Linked DNA regions of Mus musculus: region 2 is linked to region 1. Evidence: chromatin loops called from intact Hi-C (ENCODE). Cell type or tissue: gastrocnemius. All regions are shown on one strand. Region 1 overlaps Gcat (glycine C-acetyltransferase (2-amino-3-ketobutyrate-coenzyme A ligase)). Region 2 overlaps Triobp (TRIO and F-actin binding protein).

Region 1 (2,500 bases):
TTCTGCAGCCTAAGCTGGGTGGGCACCTTGTCTCCTGTGCCCTAGCAGAAGGATAAAATGTAACTGCCAAATGAGAATTGTTCCTAGACCTGTGTTCCCTAGGAGAGGGCAGAGGTTCAGGCCCCAGAAAGAAGAAAGCAGATCACCCCTGAAGGACATCGAATCCTTGTTTTCCAGAGCTCTTTGTCCTTAACCCCGTGGCCTTAGGCCCCTGTGCAGGTCCCAGTTTCCCCCCACTTTAGAGAGCTGATGTTCCATAGGGACACCTTTCTGTCTCTGATTCAAAAGCCGATAGTCTGTCTGATGGTTCAGCCGCCAGGGGGCGCAGCGCGTTCACGCTGCCGCCGCTGGCTACTTGGGGGCCTTGGATCAGGCTGTTGGGCAGCCCTCAAGCCAGGCCAGAAGGGCTGGTTTGCTGCTACGAAGGCCCTGTCCTTCTACCCTGTCTTCCTACCGGCAACCATCACACCTGCTGCTCCATTACCATAGGTGTGGCCTCCTTCCCATTTTGCTGACCTTGCTTTACTGTGGGAAAGGAGGGGTGGAATCTCGCAGGCTCAGCCCCGCAGGCTTATGACTGCTGCTGTAGGCTCAGTGTGGGGGTGTGGCCTTGGGTAGCTCCCTAGCTATCTAGAAGTAGAACGTGGCAGGCAAGTAGGACTTACGGTTTCATTAAAAAAACAACAATGCAAAACCAAAAACAGAAAGTGAGGCACCTGCCTCTTCCTCCAGCTCACTTGCCTAGTATCTGAACAGCTTGGGACGGTCAGAGCAAGCTCCAACCTAACCTTGCAGATTCTTAAAGCTGGGGTTCCGAGAATCCTCCTTTGCAACCCGGTAGTGCTGAAAGGGTCGCAGCCTGGCAGGAGGCAGCTGTGGCTACGTCGTTCTGAAATACAAAGCGATGGTGGTGGTAGTTAGGGAGTCCCCGGTGGGCCCATGCCAAAGTGTCCCCCTGAGAAATCACAGCACGCAACAGACCTGATATAAGAAAGTTTATTGTGGAGGAAGGGAGCCTCAGAAACCTGGAAAAGGGATAGAGGCAGAGAAAGGGGGAACAGAATGAGAGAGGCCGGCTAGGAACACATGGAAACAGAGAAAAAGAAATTGGGGGATAAAGAGAAGGAGGGGCTGGGTGGGGAGCCATCCTCCTTATACCCTGCCACATCTGGCAGGCTATGGTGGCAGGTGATGATGCAAGCCTTCGCTAGGTCGCTGTTGGGAGGAGCCTAATGGAACTGTAAGCCAATAACATCAAGAGCAGAAACACCTGCAGGCTACCCCAGCAAGTCGGGCACCTGATGCCAGGTACCCCAGTTTGATGTATGTGTCCTGTGCAGGCTGATAGCTCATGCCCAGGGACCAAGAGCAGCCACTAGGTGGTGTGGGTGGCATACCCAGCCAGGTCCAGAATACCAGGCCTGGGGCCCACCCACACCTACGCTAGACTGCCACCCAGCGGCACAGTGGGAGAGCCACCTCCTGCAGCTCCCAGGCACTGCTGCAGGCATTGTCTGTCAGGAGGCGGTTCCTGTAGCAGTTGCACCATGACCTCCCAGGCCAGTTGGCCTCAGTGTTAACTCCATGCTGTCATGCAGCGTGGGGCTCAGCAAGCCCGCTGATCCAGGATCGGTTCTCTCACCTTGCAACTCGTCTGCCATCCAGAAGGGGTCCTAGAAGGTGCCCAGTAGGCACAGCATGTGATCCAGAGTGGGCATATACCAATAGTCTTTGGGCTTCTGTGGCAAGCCAAAAGGCATTGGAAGACCAGAAGACCAGCTTCGGATCAACCCTAAGGGAAGGGAGGAGGTGGTGGTAAGGACACCCCGAGGCTCCAGCCATGATGGTCTGTCCTCCCTGCCCCACAGCCAGGCTCTCTGATTGCCTCCCTTCCCTTCTCTCCTCCACTACTGTACCAGCTCAGCCCTGCTGCTTCTCAGAACCCTCTACACGGGTACTTTGAGCCCAACCCCAGCAGGGAAGGAGAGAGTTATAGAGGCCGGGCCAGTGGGGGTGTTCCAAGAGGTAATAGAATCCACCTACGTCTGGGACTCTAGGTATGGATATGTGGATTCACACTTCTGGAAGTCTACTGCGTTGCCGCCCTTGATTTTCAAAATCTCACATCAAGTCTAGAGACCTACAAGGGATCTAAAGAGCCCTCCTTTCTGATCACCGGCGCCAGAGGTTGTGAAAGTCAGCTTTGCGGCTTCTAGGTCTGATTCCTAATAGCTCCATCCAGTGAGCCTCTTGTGAGTGGGGTTGGTGACACTAGAGAGGCCCCGCAAGCACTGGTAACTGCATAGGGGGGCTTCCCACAGGAACTGGTCTTGAGTGTTGCCCAGATCTTCCAGTCCTAGCTCCATGGGGCACTCGTCTCTGATGTGCCCTCCACCTTCCGGTTCTGGAAGGATTCTTCTCCTCCCCAGCTCTCTGCCCTTGATACATACGGTTGTCCAATATCCAGTCTCTTGGTTGGCAAGTCTAGTGCCCCTCCCTC
Region 2 (2,500 bases), 83 kb before region 1:
GGACAGCCAGGGCTGTTACATAGCAAAACCCTGACTCAAAAAACCAAAACAAAACAAAAATTTAAAAGGGAAAAACAATGTCACTCTCTGGCCTTCACATGCCCCTGACTTCATCCTCAACATTGCATAAAATGAGTCAGGTTTTTTTCTAACCCTATCAAGTCACCTCTTCTGGGACTTTCTGGCTGCCTCCCTGGACTCCATTCCATAGCATGTCTCCAAGGAACCAAATGTGGCCAATGCCCCACCTTGCCCCAAAGGACTCTGGACTCTTGGCCCCGTTTGCCCCTATTTTCCAATCCAGACGTTTTGGACACACGGAGCACACAAAGTCTGTATTTAAAAGCATCACTGGTGGAGCTGGAGAGGTGGCTCAGTGCTCAAGAGCATTGGCTGCTCATTCAGAAGACCCAGGTTCAATTCCCAGCACCTACATGGCAGCTCACACCTGTCCTTAACTCCAATTCCAGGGGATCTGACACCCTCACACAGACATATGTGCGGGGCAAAACTTATCAATGAATCAATGAACACTAAGTTTTATATACATATACATATATAGATATGTGTGTGTATGTGTATATATATGCATACACATATATCTATATATCTATATGTATGTAAGCAATACTGGCTGAGTGGGTCAACATGACCCCAGTTAGGTCCTCCCCACCTGCTACAGGGGACGGCTTAAGCCTCCCTGTTCATGGCTTCAGCTGCTCTAGAAAATGTAGAAATGGCAGGCTGGAGAGATGGCTCAGAGGGTAAGAGCACTGTCTGCTCTTCTAGAGGTCCTGAGTTCAATTCCCAGCAACATGGTGGCTCATAACCATCTAGAGAGACATGGTGCCCTCTTCTGGCCTGCAAGCATACATGCAGAATGCTGTATACATAATAAATTAATAAATCTAAAAAAAAAAAAAAAAAAGAAATGGCTCTGATCACAAGATGTCCCCTACGACCCAAAGTGGAGCCCCAGAAAGTCACATGGTACTGAGCAGACCATGGCCCGGTTTGGGGAGGGGGAATAGGTTGTGTGAGAAAGCCTTGCTTTATGCTAGGGCCACACATACCTTCATGACTTATTTGTTGTCATTCCTTGCTGATCCCCCTTTAGACAGGGTCTTTCTATGTAGCCCAGGCTGGTGTTGAACTCATGACCCTCCTGTCTTAGTGCTTCTGTTGCAGGTGTTCATCACCATGTCTGGTTAATTTATTGATGTCTTTTTTGTTTGTTTGTTTGTTTTTTGTTTTTGTTTTTGTTTTTGTTTTTTTGAGACAGGGTTTCTCTGTGTAGCCCTGGCTGTCCTGGAACTCACTCTGTAGACCAGGCTAGCCTCGAACTCAGAAATCCGCCTGCCTCCTGAGTGCTGGGATTAAAGGCGTGCGCCACCACTGCCTGGTTTATTCTAACAACTTAACATTTGTAAGATTTTACTTAATGCTCTCCATCAGGATTTGTACTTGTGATAGACAAGTGTCACATCATGTAATTCTCCTCATGTCCCCTAGGGGGTGGCTGTGGTTATCAGGACAATTTTATAGATGAAGTAATTGAGGACAAGTCACCTCCCCAAGGTCTTGATCACACCTCTGCCTCCTTCCCATAGATAAGAAGGCCCAGAGAGGGGATGCCACCAAGTGAGATCACCCAGATGGGGTAGGACCTGGGTCTGTCTATAGCCAGAGACGGTGGCGCTGACTAGGCAGGAAATCAGAGCTGTGGACTGACAGACAACTGGACATGTTCTTGTGAATGGGGGAGGGGTGGAGACTAAGGATGAAAGCAAGACCCAGGTGCCATGTCAGCCACCCCCCACCCCCCACCCCTCACCCCCAGGTTCATGCTGGGTGGAGCCTTGGGAAGTGCACAAGTTAGGAGCAAGTCTACTCTCTGCTGTCCTTCATGCTGTGCTGTCCCCTGGGTGGCCAAGGCGCCAGGCCGGGCTGTAGATCTGACACCTCCTGCTGCCTGGCTCTGATCAGATTCTGGCTGTGGGGCAGGTGTGAAACTGAATGCTGGAGGAGGGTTGTTCTTTGGCCTGGATATAGCTGCCGACCCTAGCCCTTCCTTAGCGCAGGCTGGCCTTGCTCATGGTGACTTTCTTGAATCCTAGAGCACTGCTGCCCACCCAGGGCACTGCCTGGGCTACAGCCTCTGCCCCAGTCGCCAGACTCCAGGGTCCCCAGGGAGACTCCCACCAGGCCTGCTCTCAGGTGAGCCGACCGGATCGGATCGGGTTCCTTCGGTTTCATGTCCCGCATTGTTCTTGGCTGGGCCCTGGCTTATGAAACAGTAATGAGGGGCCCTGCTCCCGAGGCTGGCCCCTCTAAGGTTTCTGCTGCCTGGAACACTGCAGCCACCGCGGCCCAGAGTCGGGGCCTGGGAGGGTGGCAGCGTGGGGGCCTGAGTTGGAGCCCCCCGGGAAAGAGGGTGCTGACAGCCGCCAGCTGCCACTGCCGGAGCCCGCTGCCCAGGTAACCTGAGAGGAGGCGGGGC

The links. A loop is a pair of places that touch in the nucleus more often than their neighbours do. Peaks named below come from ENCODE experiments on the same cell type or tissue, not always from the same donor. Only the 100,000 strongest peaks of a DNase experiment are listed, where the experiment ranks them.
Region 2: a loop joins it to region 1, with 2.7 times the contacts of the local background. A loop is called at or near these places in 1 of 42 quality-filtered maps.

What each region holds. Positions count from the first base shown.
Region 1 is chr15:79,037,653-79,040,152 of GRCm38, forward strand. Gcat (glycine C-acetyltransferase (2-amino-3-ketobutyrate-coenzyme A ligase)) reads left to right here. Exons shown (of 9, transcript NM_013847.4): 9 at 1-704. Among named protein-coding and RNA genes, the nearest start is that of Galr3, 3.0 kb to the right of the region's middle. In gastrocnemius, CTCF peaks have their summits at 313 (motif pointing right) and 1,416; DNase peaks (open chromatin) are centred at 327 and 1,447; H3K4me3 peaks cover 218 bases; H3K27ac peaks cover 541 bases.
Region 2 is chr15:78,954,988-78,957,487 of GRCm38, forward strand. Triobp (TRIO and F-actin binding protein) reads left to right here. Exons shown (of 25, transcript NM_001039156.1): 4 at 2,118-2,217. Among named protein-coding and RNA genes, the nearest start is that of Triobp, 8.5 kb to the left of the region's middle. In gastrocnemius, a CTCF peak has its summit at 1,501; a DNase peak (open chromatin) is centred at 2,165.